Regions from separate parts of the Homo sapiens genome. Here region 1 is linked to region 2. A link is a loop called in an ENCODE intact Hi-C map of the cell type or tissue named here. Cell type or tissue: sigmoid colon. All regions are shown on one strand. Links, peaks and the distances in the headings refer to the core of each region. The heading gives the core; the rest is flanking DNA. Region 1 overlaps FARP1 (FERM, ARH/RhoGEF and pleckstrin domain protein 1). Region 2 overlaps FARP1 (FERM, ARH/RhoGEF and pleckstrin domain protein 1).

Evidence for each region. Peaks named below come from ENCODE experiments on the same cell type or tissue, not always from the same donor. Only the 100,000 strongest peaks of a DNase experiment are listed, where the experiment ranks them.
Region 1: a loop joins it to region 2, with 2.7 times the contacts of the local background. A loop is called at or near these places in 1 of 110 quality-filtered maps.

Annotation. Positions count from the first base shown.
Region 1 is chr13:98,309,325-98,316,907 of GRCh38, reverse strand. The region is part of intron 2 of FARP1 (FERM, ARH/RhoGEF and pleckstrin domain protein 1); the gene reads right to left. Among named protein-coding and RNA genes, the nearest start is that of MIR3170, 100 kb to the right of the region's middle. RefSeq lists an enhancer at 513-1,155 and a silencer at 3,179-3,473. In sigmoid colon, for the core only: no CTCF peak of the experiment used is centred there; DNase peaks (open chromatin) are centred at 2,908 and 4,105.
Region 2 is chr13:98,187,636-98,195,218 of GRCh38, reverse strand. All of the region lies in intron 1 of FARP1 (FERM, ARH/RhoGEF and pleckstrin domain protein 1), which reads right to left. Among named protein-coding and RNA genes, the nearest start is that of RNF113B, 14 kb to the right of the region's middle. In sigmoid colon, for the core only: no CTCF peak of the experiment used is centred there; a DNase peak (open chromatin) is centred at 4,159; H3K27ac peaks cover 336 bases.

The DNA of each region.
Region 1 (7,583 bases), core at 1,203-5,202, 120 kb before region 2:
TGTGAAAAGCACCCCTATTTGCTTTCCAACTGGTTGCTTCTGAGCGGGAGTTAATTCTTCACAAAGAACCTACCTACACACACCCTCAAATGTCAGGCCTGGTGTTATCTCTGGTTCCATCACAGCGGTGGCTGCTCAAACCAACTGAAGGGGACAAGACTCATTTCGGCAAAATCTCCCCATGACGGAATCACTGGGTAAAGCTATACACATGCTTGCAACGCAGTGTTCTGGCATCCACTAGTTACAAATAAAAACTTTAGCTGTGTTACAACGCAAGGATGAAGATGACTTGGGAGACCCCCAAGGCGAAAGAGGTGGGACCCCAAAGGCATGGCTGCTGGAGGCTGAGCTCTCCAGGGCAATGGGCCTCACCTGGATGGGGAGGGGGCTCCGGGTCCTGTGTCTGCAGGGTGCACCAGGAGCTGCAGAGGATCTGCCACGCATGGGCTGTGTGACCTGGAACAAGTTCTTTAACCTCTCTATGCCTTTGTTTCCACATCTACAAAATTTGGGATGATCCAAGAACTACCTAGCAGGATTCTCATGGAGATTAAATAGTTTTTCACAAGGAAACAACTTCCAGCAGTGCCTGACTGCCAACAGGAACCCCCTGTTGGCTAGGGGTTTTGCTTGTTAATGGTGTTATGACTTTTTTAGGGAGTCCACATCTGAGAGTAGGGGACAGCTGGTTCGAGCCAAGGCGGTAGCTCTTCACTCTACTGTTAAAAATAGCTCAGCACCTTCCTGAGACAAGGGTTGACACACACTGAATGAGAGCAGCCTGCAGTCAAATGTTCACAAACAAATTCAACAGCAACCATGAGGGTTGACATACTCCAGCCGAAACCGTCTCATGTGACAGATTCCTCCGCATTCCCCGGGTCCATGACATAAGCCGCACTTCAGTGTCACTGTTGGAAGGCACTGGTGATACTGTCCATAGGAGGGAGAGGCCTGAACATCTGAAACCACTGAAGATTATCAATGACAATAAGACGCTGAAAAATGTGAAGTTCTAGGAGCTATTTTATTTGAGGATCACAATTGTAACTCACCTTTGGAAGCGAAATTGGCAAGAAATTTCTTACTGCCCGACTGCTCTTACTGCTGGGCTGGGACTCAGAAAACCACCAGTGAATTCTGAAGTCTCCTCACTGCAGTGACTCAAGCATTCACAGTCTCCTCTGCATCTTTTGTTTTCCAGGACACCACGAGGCGAAGGAAGGAAGAGCGAGCAGATGTGAGCTCCTAAGCACGGCCGTCTCCACCCACTGCTGCACTCCTCAGCCTTCCCAGACACAGCCTGGTTTTTCCTACTGCACATGGCACTTTCATGAAAGGCCACCTGTTCTCACATCTATCTCCTGAAACTCCTTTAGGAGTGGAGACAAACGGGCACAAGTAACTTGAGTTGTAAAGTTCAGGAAAATTTAGATAAGTGCTTGATCATAACACATCAGCTGGTTTAATGGACCATCTTCGCATAAAACACTTCATCCTTGTCTGGGAGGGGTGCTCATACCTGTAATCCCAGCACTTTGGGAGGCAGAGGCGGGGCATTGCTTGAGCCCAGGAGTTCGAGACAGCTTGGGCAATATAGTGAGATCTCTGTCTCAGCAAAAACGTTAAACAGCTGGGCATGGTGGTATGTGCCTGTGGTCCCAGCTACTCAGGAGGCTGAGGTGTACTGTGGCTGCAGTGAGCCAGAATCACACCACAGCACTCCACCCTGAGTGACAGGGCAAGACCCTGTTTTAAAAAACAAACAAATGAACAAAATTTCATCTTTAACTCACAGTCGATTGTTATTGTGTAACCATCTGAGAAGGCCCAAAGAGCCATTTAAGGAGCCCTGGGAGCGCTGTCCTGTTGGCCATCCATGACTTGGCCTCCCAGCTCTGGGTGTTTTAGCTTCTCTCTCGCCCACACAGGGTCCTGGTGTTTTTCCAACCTTCTCCACTCCAAGTCTTTGAACCATCTGCTATCTTCAATCCGAGTCCCAAGCAAACACAAAGCTCCTCCCAACAATACATACATACAATAAGGACAATCGGTCTGCCCCTCTCTTCCTTAATTGGCTCATCCTATTTCCCTAGAGGTGCTCTGGGAAATGCGTCCCGCAGGACCACAAGAGCTGGGTTATTCGTGGGGTCTAATTGCCTCAAAAAGGAGACAGCAATTTGCAGGGCCTGGCTGATTTCATTTAATTTGCTTTAAGCAAATTCTGCTGTCATGTCAAACTACCCAGGATTCCACCACAAACATTTCCCCACCTCTTTCTTTTTTGAGCCGTCTTGAAATTATAAAATGAATAACAAGATGACATAGGCTGGGCACGGTGGCTCATGCCTGTAATCCCAGCACTTTGGGAGGCCGAGGCGGGCAGATCATGAGGTCAAGAGATCGAGACCATCCTGGCCAACATGGTGAAACCCTGTCTCTACTAAAAATACAAAAATTAGCTGGGCATGGTGGCACACGCCTGTAGTCCCAGCTACTCGGGAGGCTGAGGCAGGAGAATCGCTTGAACCCGGGAGACGGAGGTTGCAGTGAGCCGAGATTGCGCCAGTGCACTCCAGCCTGGCGACAAAGCAAGACTCCATCTCAAAAAAAAAAAAAAAAAAAAAAAAGACATAAAATATAATAAATGTTGCTAACCAGCAGAATGCCAGGTATATAGTAGGATCTCAGGAAAATGTTTGCTACTTTCACTTTCTCACCAAGAAGAATGTGACTTATAACACTGGCTCCATGTCAAACACTGACGTAAGATCTAGTGTTCAACCCCAAGCCTCCCTGCCTGCACCTGTACCCATCCGCACACACGTTCTTCTCCCTACATGCCTGAGCTTGGACCCAGCTCAATCCGTGTTACACAAGAGGGACCTGTAGCTTGGGCAGCCTTGGCAACCTGCCAAACGGTGAGTGAGCCGTGAGGATGGGACCCTCATCCTAAACCCAGTCTTTGTTTAGATGATGATGACTTGCAAGGTGGTGGGTTTTTCTCGAAGTCTAGTCTTTCCTAAAAGTGGGCTATCACAGGCGCTCTTGTGGGGCGAGGAGGTGAGCAAAGAGCGGGCCGAGATGAGGAGGCGGCTGGCAGGTCCTTCCCTATGATCCCTTCCCAGTGTTGTGCCATGTTACTTCTTCCGCATTTTTTTTCTCTAAAGGAATGACGATAGACTCATGCTAAAAAGGCTAGCAGACCAAAGCAAAAATCTTTCAGCTGGGGCTGCGAGGGGAGCCTTAGCTATCATAGAGAGTAAGTCCAACAGCAGCCTTAGGTAGCTGGCTTGAGTATCAGTTTCTTAGGGACAAAGGTCCATTCATGGGTGGCTTAAAGGAACAGAAGTTTATTCTCTCACAGTTCAGGAGGCCAGTAAGTCCAAGGTCAAGGCATTAGCAGGGCCGGTTCCTCCTGAAGGTTCTGGGAGAATCTGCTCCATGCCTCTCCTGGTGGCGCTGGCAAGCCCTGGCATCCCGCTCCTGGGTTTGTGGCTCCAGCACTGCAGTCTCTGCCCCCATCATCACACGGCCTTCTCCCTGGGCCTGCACGTTTGTGCAGGTGTGTGTGTGTGTGTGTGTGTGTGTTTGGGGGAAGGGGAGGATTATGACCCACCCGATTCCAGAGTGTGTGTGTGTGTGTGTGTGTGTGTGTGTGTATTATGACCCACCCGATTCCAGAGTGTATGTGTGTGTGTGTATTATGACCCACCCGATTCCAGAGTGTATGTGTGTATTATGACCCACCCGATTCGAGTGAGTGTGTGTGTGTGTGTGTGTGTGTGTGTGTGTATTATGACCCACCCGATTCCAGAGTGACTTCACTTTAACTTACATCTTCATTACATCTGTAAGGACTCTGCTTCCAAATTAAGTCACATTCACAGGGCTTAGGACTTCAACATATTTTGGAGGGAGCACAGTTCAACCTAAAACAGCTTGACTTCTGGAGTAGCCCATGAAAGAAAACCCTGGCCCACTTCTCCTCCTGCCCTCTTTAGCCAAATTATGTCTGTGATAAAGTCAGAAGCCGCACTGTAAAGACCTCGGGTAAGCCAGTGAGCCCAGCTGAGGGAGAAGGCAGAGCGCCCTGTGCACACGGCCTCTATAGTGACTCAAGAAAACGCCGCGGCTCTGTTGTGATGGTTCTTATGCAGGAGAGGCTTATAAACTGATGTAAGAGATGCTTCAAATTTTTTCTTATAAATAATGTCCCCATCTTCTAAAGCCTCCTAGTTTTAAAAAACAGCTCTGCCCCAGCTGGGTGTACTAATTATTCCACTGAGCTATACTGACCTCTTTTCCGGTGGGGGGGGAAGCATTATGAATTTCTTGTATCATCAAAATTAAAACTGAAATGCTAGAATAAATCCATCTTTTCTCTATCTTGAATACTTACAGTTTGAAGCACAAACATGCACCTTGCAAACTGAGCTATGACCACCTTAAAAATAGCATTTACTGGCTGGGCGCAGTGTCTCACGCCTGTAATCCCAGCATTTTGGGAGGCCGAGGCAGGCAGATCACAAGGTCAGGAGATTGAGACCATCCTGGCTAACACGGTGAAACCCTGTCTCTACTAAAAATACAAAAATTAGCCAGGCGTGGTAGCGGGCGCCTGTAGTCCCAGCTACTAGGGAGGCTGAGGCAGGAGAATGGCATGAACCCGGGAGGTGGAGCTTGCAGTGAGCCAAGATCACGCCACTCCACTCCAGCCTGGGCGACAGAGCGAGACTCCGTCTCAAAGAAAAAAAAAAAAAAAAAAAGCAGTTACCACCTGCAATCCCAGCACTTTGGGAGGTCAATGCAGGCAGATCGCCTTAGGTAAGGAGTTCAAGACCAGCCTGGCCAACATGGTGAAACCCTGTCTCTACCTAAAAAAATACAAAAATTAGCCAAGCATGGTGGTAGGTGCCTATAATCCCAGCTACTCCAGAGGCTGAGGCAGGAGAACTGCTTGAACCTGGGAGGCGGAGGTTGTAGTGAGCCAAGATCGTGCCACTATACTCCAGCCTGGGTGACAGAGCGAGACTCCGTCTCAAAAAAAAACAAAAAACAACAAAAAAAAACAAAACGAAATAAAAGAACAGCAGTTACATTGCAGGCAGGCAAACCCATCATTACGGTAGCCATTCCTGCTCATCAAAGTTTATTTTTGAAAGTACGAGTTCTCTCTAGGAGAATTTCAAAGGCTCTTACTTTATTTAAAGTTTCTCCAGAAGGATAAGATTTTTAAAGTGTAAGAAAGGGCCACCAACCAGAATACGGCTGGGATTGCATTGAAAAGCCACCACTTTCCCAACGTGTGCACGTGTGTGCACACACACACACGCACATGCACACACACACACAGCACCCTGATTTGCTATCTGCCGATTTTCCTTGCTCTCAACTGGCAGGAAAGGATGAAGAGAGTATGTCATGAAATTAAAAGATACTAAAATATTTAAAAGGCCAAAATTCATTGCCCTAACAGGAAGCAAACCAGGGCTGGAGGTGGGAGAGGGAGTCACACACAGACCTGCTAGTACTTTGGCAACTGCTTTCCTTTGGGAGAGGAAACAAACAAACAAAAAAAACCTGGGATTAAATCCCACTCAGTCATTCCTTAGCCATGGGACTTTGACATAGTACTGATCATTTTGGGCTTCAGTTTCCCATGTGCAAAATGAGGATAACTTCCTGAAGCTTGCAGGTTTGCAGTAAACATGAAAAATATCACAATAGATACATTAGGCCACCAGGGCCACAGTGAAAGTTCAATCAAGAGTGGTGCTGCTGTTAATTTGTAAGTGTGATTGTTTCTGCTGTAACTAAGAAGTTAATGATTACTAAGAAGCAACAGGTCCTTAACCCAGTTTTCCACTGAATTTCCTTACTACCTCCCTTGCCTTTCACAAACTTCCCACAGATAGAGCCTGTTTCCTGCTCCATGAACCCTAACAATTTCTGGGAATGCTATTGCTATGCCCTTTGACCTCTCCTTCTTAGGTAATGGGGAAGGGGACTCTGACCCTGCATTTCCAAAGAGCTTCTCTCTGCAAGGGGGCAGGAGGAAGGATATATTGAGATTCATCTCCAACAGGAAACTTAAGACAAATAAAATCAAATCTCAATAAACAATTTGAGTGTACTCAAAAATACTGTCTTTCTTAGGGGATAAAGTTACTCTTTGAAACAAATCAACATCCTGGCCCACACCACCCACCACCACCCACCACCACCAGTCACACAACACCTTCAACTGGACAGCCCACGAGTTTCATCCCATCCTCTAAAATCTACCAAGTGTTCACACTTGTAACTGATATCTACCCCATCTCCAAATGTCAACTCGAAACCTCCACATTTCAGACTTTATAAATTAGCAAAATAGCCATTTTTGAAAATTTCACTAAGATTGGAATATTTAAATTCCTAGTTTCAAATTCTTCAATCTAATGTGCTCTGGGCCACATGAAGGCAGATGCACCTGGGCATAAGCACAGCTGTGTGGATGATGAGGATGTCTGTGTCATCTTTGTGATGCCTAATTACTGATGTACAGATTTATTTCAGGCTGTGGCTATAACCCTTCAGAGGAGGGAGGGGTTTAGCCATGGTATTTAGGAAACTCCACCAAAGGAACCATTCCTGGGGAGGCACAGAGGCGACCTGCCTCTCTGGAGTGATGGGATCCGGTCTAGGACTGTCAAAGCTGCCGTCGGGAAGGGGAGGCAAGCAAGCTGCACTGTGGAAGTCATCGTCATTCTGTGTCTTTATTTCCCTGAAGGCCATCGAGATTATCTTACACTTAAGCCTATTATGGGAAAAAAAAAAAACATGTAATCTATTAAGTGGAACAAAAGAGCAGATTGGAGGAATAGAGAGAGAGAGGATGGTCCCATCGGCGTAAAAACCAGACATCAACGCACACAGACAGAGGAAGAGGTCGGAGAGAGGACAGTATCCCAAGTGTATGGGGATTACTTCTGAAGACCAGGATTACAGATGCGGAATATATTTTCCCCTTTTTGCTGTATCTCCCATTGTGTTAAAGTGCACGGGAATGGCTTTGTCACAAGGGAAAACAATGCAAGCGTTCACCCACCGTTTCGAGTTTGTCCGTTTGGGGTAAGGGGCTGTTGCCTACACAGGCACAGTTCCGCATCACCTAACCCCTCAACAGTGCCTTGACGGCGTTTGCTGTTTTTGGCAGTTTCTGCCTTCCTTGTTCTGCCAAATATGGCAACTCCTCCCTCCTTTCGTTCCACTTTTTATTCTTTTTTAAGCATTTTTTAAGCATGGAAGTCTCCCATCTCGCACCAGCCTCTTCTGCTTCCTACAGCTTCTCTCTATCCCATCTCTGTCCAGGAGAAATAGAATATGAGCTACAAATATAAGTTAAAAGTTTCTAGTAGCCATATTTTAAAAAGTTTAAAAAAAGGCCTCTTGGCCGGGCGCGGTGGCTCACGCTTGTAATCCCAGCACTTTGGGAGGCCGAGGCGGGCGGATCACGAGGTCAGGAGATCGAGACCATCCTGGCTAACACGGTGAAACCCCGTCTCTACTAAAAATACAAAAAAAAAATAGCCGGG
Region 2 (7,583 bases), core at 2,146-6,145:
CCAGCCAAAAGGACAGGCCATGGTCTGAAATGCAACATCCAAGCACAGTGTCTCTATTCCTGTAACTGTTGAGAAATACAAGTTTTTCACTCAAATCATTTCACTTTCCCACAAAGTGATTTTACATAATAAGAAGGGCCAGTCTTGAAGCACTTATTTGCATCATTTAACACTCCCGATTCTACACAACGACCCTATGGCGTAGGTACCTGAAGAAGAAAGCTTTACTTGAAGCATCTGCCAAAAACAAGAAAGCTGAGAAGGGGCTGGGAAGTCCAAGCACATTCTGAATAAAAACTCTGCAGAAAATCAGACAGTGTTTAATTTTTGAAAACTTCCTCACTGTTCAGTAGATACCCGCCACTGATGGTTACATACACTAGGAACACTTTAAAATTAGGAGATGCTGATCTCTCACATTATGAATTTCTAAATCCTAGAAAGAAAGGCTTGGAGAGCTTCTGAATATAGAGAAGTTCCATTTAAGGACTAGGTCCCCCTTGTTGATGTATCAAAATATTACAGACTCTAAACTGAGACTTAATTCTCAAATGTGTTTTACTTGATCTAAAATAATCTGTCCACAAAAATAAAATTCTAAGTAATAAATTGTTATTTTCCCACCGTGGGAATCACTAACCCATTTATGCCTGAGGTTGCAATTTTTTGAACTGCAAAATCAGACCTTGGCAATGACTTTGAACAAGATATAAATAACTTCCACATGCTTAGCGTTCCAATAATGGAACACTGGGCATATAATGTGAAATGTATTCTATGAAAAGAAATTTTAAAAAATAGGAGCCAGGTACGGTGGCTCACGCCTGTAATCCCAGCACTTTGGGAGGCCGAGGCGGGTGGATCACCTGAGGTCAGAAGTTCCAGACCAGCCTGGTCAACGTGGTGAAACCCTGTCTCTACTAGTTAAATAAAAATCAGCCAGGCATGGTAGCAGGCGCCTGTAATCCCAGCTACTCGGGAGGCTGAGGCAGGAGAATCGCTTGAACCCAGGAGGCGGAGGTTGCAACAAGCCGAGATTGTGCCATTGCGCTCCAGCCTGGGCAACAAGAGCAAAACTTCGTCTCAAAAAATAATAATAATAATAAATAGAAAATAAAATAAAATGGTGTATAATAAAAATAAAATTATTCATATACAAATTTTCAGCAATACAAAAATCCATGAAGAATGCATTATAGAGCATGATAAAGCAAAAGAAAATCCATCTAGAAAATAAACAGGCAATGAACTAAAGAATCTATTAATTTTTGTGTAGTTCAAGAAATTAAAATATACTGCTAAAAGACTATGTCCAAATGGACTGTTATAAATAAAAGGACTCAGGAAATGAAGCAAGGATCACTAGAAGCTAAGATGGCTTCATTAAGACTAAATCAGGCCACAATCATCTCCTTTCTGTCTTTGACAGATGTCTAGGCTGGGAGATAAGGAGACTGTTAGAGCCATATCATAGCTGGATTTCCACAAGGCATTTGGAAGAAACAAGCATGACATGGTTGTGAATTAGACAGGAATTGGGGCTGGATGAAGGTACAGCAAAGTGGGTTGCTACTTGAAGAATGTGCCCAAAGAGTTTTGAATAATTAAAGAATGTCTCCAGAAACTTACCAGAATCTTTTATTAATTGCTTCAACGAAGGTTTTAATGACATGCAAGCCCTATTTTTGGATAAGAAAACACTAACACCAAGAAATGCCAGCAGGAAATTTGACAGGAATACACCATTGCTCTACACAAGACATCACTTCGTAGACTACGATCCCACGCACTCTGACAGGTTGCTCTAAATAAGTCAGCTGGCTGCTTCTATGAGGGGAAATAAACATATGTAAGAAGAGTCTTGGCTGGGCGTAGTGGCTCACGCCTGTAATCCCAGCACTTTGGGAGGCCGAGGCGGGTGGATCACGAGGTCAGGAGTTCAAGACCAGTCTGGCCAATATGGTGAAACCCTGTCTCTACTAAAAATACAAAAATTAGCCAGGCGTGGTGGTGCAAGCCTGTAGTCTCAGCTACTTGGGAGGCTGAGGCAGAAGAATCGCTTGAACCCGGGAGACAGATGTTGCAGTGAGCCTAGATTGCACCACTGCACTCCAGCCTGGGCAACAGAGTGAGACTCCATCTCGAAAAAAAAAAAAAAGAACAGTCTGGTTGTCTGGTAATTGGCAACCATAATTATTGGAAGACAAGGGCTGGCAGCATGGCATCTTACTTGTGAATGGTTGCTGACACACCCTGCCGGGGTTTGCGTGTGTGACACGTATACAACTTGTGGCTTAGGTGAGGGACTGAAGAAACATAGACATCTCATTAAATCTACTTCACTTGATAAAATACCAACTCAAAATTAGACGGACCAAGTTCTTTTTTATTACTTGTACAAGCAAATTTCTCTGGCTTCCTCACTTTTCTGGTCAATTTAAAACAGCTGCCTATAATCAATAATTTTTCTTAAAATGGCCCAGGAAATTTTTCTGGAGATCATCTTTTTGAAAGTAGAATAACAAGTCAGCCGGGCGCAGTGACTCACACTTGTAATCCCAGCACTTTGGGAGGCTGTGGCAGGTGGACCACCTGAAGTCAGGAGTTGGAGACCAGCCTGGCCAACATGGTGAAACCCTGTCTCTACTAAACATACAGAAAATTACCCAGGCGTCGTAGCAGATGTCTGTAATCCCAGCTACTCGAAAGGCTGAGGCAGGAGAATCCCTTGAACCTGAGAGGCAGAGGTTGCAGTGAGCTGAAATCATGCCACTGCACTCCAGTCTGGGAGACAGAGCAAGACTCCATCTCAGAAAAAAAAAAGTAACAGTCAATGTTACATTGCTGGGGTTGATGGCAATGTGATTCAACACACACAGAAATCAATGTGGACCAATACCATAAATACCCATAATTTGTCACTTATAGGAATTTGGCTTTGGGAAATCATCCCAAGGAATAAAAAGGCTATAAACACAAGCAATAAAAAGGCTATAAACGCAAAGAAAGGTTAACCAAACTGTAGCATATCTGCTGCCTAGAACAGTCTACACTCAAAAATCACAAACATGAAGACTGTGAAATGCAGAGGACTCAATTTGTTATGATGTTAAAGTTTGTTTTTTTTTTAAAGAATTTAAAAATTGCTTCTGCACAACGAGTAGGAATACACAGTGTCTGGATGTCAGATGCAAAGAATTTGACTTGCTGGGGTTTCGGGACTACAAGTCATTTTTCTCTAAAATTTATTTATTTACTTACGTATTTAATTTATTTAAGACAGAGTCTTGCTCTGTCACCCAGGCTGGAGTGCAGTGGCATGATCTTGCCTCACTGCCACCTCTGCCTCCTGGGTTCAAGTGATTCTCCTGCTTCAGCCTCCCGAGTAGCTGAGATTACAGGCATGCGCCACCACACCCAGCTAACTTTTGTATTTTTAGTAGGGACGGGGTTTTTCCATGTTGGCCAAGTTGGTCTCAAACTCCTAACCTCAGGTGATCTGCCCGCCTCGGCCTCCCAAAGTGCTGGGATTACAGGCATGAGCCACTGTACCTGGCCAAATTTATTTAACTAAGAGGTTGGTCTTATTGCTATATTACAGGAAGGAAAAAAAGAAATACTGAAAATAAAATGAAGAAGCATAGTCTCCCAGAATGCTTTCATAATTGAGATGAAATTCACGTTGGTAGTCTATACAGTATGAACAGGTTTATATTCCAAATATTTACTCTCATATTGATGAATACTTCATACCCCAAAGCATTTTCCACTATTACATGGTGGAAGAGTTCTCAAGTCAACCCTGGAAAGCCCATTTCACCACGATGAAGCTTAACAACACTATGAACAAGACCTAACTGCTATTTAGTTTCATTTCTGTTGACAAGTATATTCTGAAGCCCAGTTCAACATCCCCAGTGCTCGTTTCACCCAGTCCGAGACTCCCAAGGTTGCTCTTTGATGTTGAGAACACAGGCAGTGTTCTCAAAGGTTAGTACGGTCAAGGGTTCTACAGGTTGAAGCTCCTGGAAATAGGAAAAACAGGCACCATTATGAGGAACCTAGCAGCATCAGAGGTCACCACGACAGCTGGGGTAGGCCCGGGAGTTCCCTTAATGCCTCCAGCAGTGTCGGGCCGGAGAGGAAAGGTCCTGGCCACGTTGCGTGTCAGCTCTGCTTTTAGGAAGGATTGGGCATGGGTGGGCACAGTGCCAGAGGCAGGACCGGGGGAGATGATAAGATGCAGTGTCCATATATCCAGAACACTTGTAATTGGTATTCTGGAGTCAAGGACTACCTATGTCACTGTTTTTATTTTAAAAAAGAAAATCATGGAATGATCACTCATAGATCTACTTGAAATATCATATGAGGCTGGGCATGTTGGCTCATGCCTGTAATCTAAGCACTTTGGGAGGCCAAGCGGGGAGAATCACTTGAGGCCAGAAGTTCAAGACCCTGTCTCTCCAAAAAAAAAAAAAAAAACTTAAAAAGCTGGGCATGGTGGCATGCACCTATAGTCCTAGCTTCTCAGGATGCTGAGATGGGAGGATGGCTTGAGACCAGGAGCTGAGACTGCAGTGAGCTATGATTGTGCCACTGCACTCCAGCCTCAGTAACAGAGCGAGACCCTGTTTCTAAAAATAATAATAAATAAGTAAATGAAATGTCATCTGATGCTTATTACCCATTTCCCAGCTGGGAAGGAAAGGGATCCTGCTAATTTCCTATCAGTCAACCTTGATTTTGCTTCTAATAAGTTTGGAAGATAAGAGAGAGCACAAAATAAACATATACAGAGTTAAAGACTTTGAGGTAGGAGCTTTTTCAACACTGATTTATAATGAATGTATCTCTAGAAACAACAGCCTGAGAAAAAGGGAAGTTCTCAGAGTTTTACCATTTACCCTGGTGGTGTGGAGGTACAATGCAGGAATAGAGTTTGTTGTAAAAGGTTTGCACCATAATTGTTCCTATATTGATGCAAAAAAACCTTGTAGAAAAGGAGAAAATTGTAAAATATTTTTAAAGGAAATGACAAAGAAGTGGGGATCTCTTTAATCCCACCACCATTAAAATTTTTCAGCGGATCAACTCAAAAAGAGAAAAGTTAATATAAAGCCATTACAGACAGGGTCAAGAGAACCAACGGTGCAGGGATGAGGGGGAGGGACAGTGGCAACTGGCCAAGAACAGAAGACAAGGGCAATCTTCGGTCACTAAATACAGACATTTCTAGTAAAGGAAACACGGTATAATTTGAAGACAGAGAACTTGCATGAAAAAGGTAAAAATGTTTTAAATAAGCAGTAAAAAATAATTTTTAATTAAGTTTTTCAACAAGAATAGCCAACCCAAAAGGCTTTGGTTAATAGAAATCACAAATCTCAACTGTTGCTCCTGAAATTGTGATAATACACCATCTATAACTGAAATCTTTCCTGGGAAACTGAAAATAAAAATGCAAAACAGATTTATTACATTATGCCTCAAACTAGTTTTTAAATTGAAAATTCAACGATGCCTGACTTGAGAAGTTTTCTATAATATGCATGGCAATAATAAGTAAATATTCTCCCTCTCGAATACGTATTTAATTTGAATACATATTGGGCTGGTTAGGGAATTTCTATTCCTACAACTTACATAATCTGGTTAACTAATTTATCATATACTCAAGTTCCTTTCTGTTCTGCTCATTATAATACCAGGTTTCTTAACAGAATCTTTAATGATTCTCTCATCATCAAAAGCTGTTCTTGTCTGCCTGTTAAAATGACCAAAGTATGGCACAAAAAATGAAAAAATACCTTCTGTGAACTTGGTCTGAAACAGTCCATGGTAATTTAGGTAGACAAAGAACATTTATTTAAGAATGCATTATAAATTAAAGGCCTTAAATATATTTTAAGTGCTTTTCCTGTACTGCTTTATGATGACCAAAAAAAAAAAAAAAGTACTCATTTCTGACCACAGCCTTAAGAAATCTGCCCCAGCTGCCTGATCTACTTGAAGCCCTGCAAGGGGGCATGGGTTCATGTTCTTGGCCACTGGGCACACCTGGCTCTTCCTCCTTGTTAAGGAGTACATTCCCACAGGCCAGCACCCATCAGGCAACCCAGCCCGGGCCATTCACTGGGGACATCATGGGAAGTGACCTGCATCACAGGACAAGGAGAGGAGAAAGACACTCCTGCCCTGAGGCCCGTCTGACACCTGTGGAGCTGGCGAGCCTTCATGGGCCTTATCGGTTTGCCACCAAGCTGGACTTGTAACCTCAGAAACATCCTGGGTCCAGGGCCAAAGACTGTCCTCAGCACACATAAGGTCAATTGGTATCAATGACAGAAAGGAGCCTGGGCCCATACGGTGAGCCTCGGATGTGCAGGACATGCGTCCCCGTTTCACCCCCCGAACACTTCTGAAGGAGGACTTCGCAGGGACTTCTCTCAAGGAAGGAGGGTCCTTCAGAGTGCAGGGGGTGTGGACACCGCAGACTCCACCTCCCTTAGAGCCATAGTGAAGCCCACAGGGGACCCGCAGGTCAGCCTGGGCAACCCAGGAAGCAGTCAAGGCACAAGGGCACCGCTTTAAGCCTTCAGACATCTTAGCCTCTCCTTTCTAGCTAGAAAACTTCTTTCTCCTTTTTTTTTCTTTTGAGACGGAGTCTCACCCTGTCCCCCAGGCTGGAGTGTAATGGCATGATCTCGGCTCACTGCAACCTCCACCTCCAGGATTCAAGCGATTCTCCTGCCTCAGCCTCCCGAGTAGCTGGGATTACAGGCACACACCACCACGCCCAGCTTTATTTTTTTTCTTTGTATTTTTAGTAGAGACGGGGTTTCACCAGTGTTGGTCAGGCTGGTCTCGAACTCCTGACCTCGTGATCCGCCCGCCTCGGCCTCCCAAAGTGCTGGGATTACAGGTGTGAGCCACCGCACCCGGCCTGAAACTTCTTTAACAAATATTTATGAAGGCTTCTTTCTTACAGAAACTGTTCTGTTCAGGACACTCCTGTGAACAAGAGGCCCACGTGGGTGCTGCCGAAATGCGAGGGGTGTTCGGCCCCACCAGGAAAGTCCACTCAACCTGAACAACAAGCGGCAGCCATGTTCAAGCAGGCAGGGCTGCCAACTCACGCTCAGCAGAGCAAACTGCACCCAATCCAAGGGACCGCAGAGTTCTGAGAACATTTGCTCTCCCAGCTTAAAATAGCAAATGTGAACACTTTTCCTCAGGACTTTCATTTTCTTTGTCTCAAGTCAAAATAATTGTCTTCATGATTGACTGACTCCCCAAAGAGGGTTCAACATTTATTACATGTCATACTGAACAGCATGCTTTGCAGATTAAAATAGAACAAGACTCTGGTCACAGAAATTACATCAACAGGAGGAAAATGAAAATAAGATAACTAACTGTACATGTCCCCAACAGCCCTCTCCACTAGATTATTTCAACAGCCACACGATTTCTGCAGCTATAGTCTCCAGCTCCATATGGTAATCCAGCAACTTCTGGACTCAAATGATTTCCACTCAGCTATAACCATGTTGCTCTCCTGCTCAAAGCCTTCCACAGCT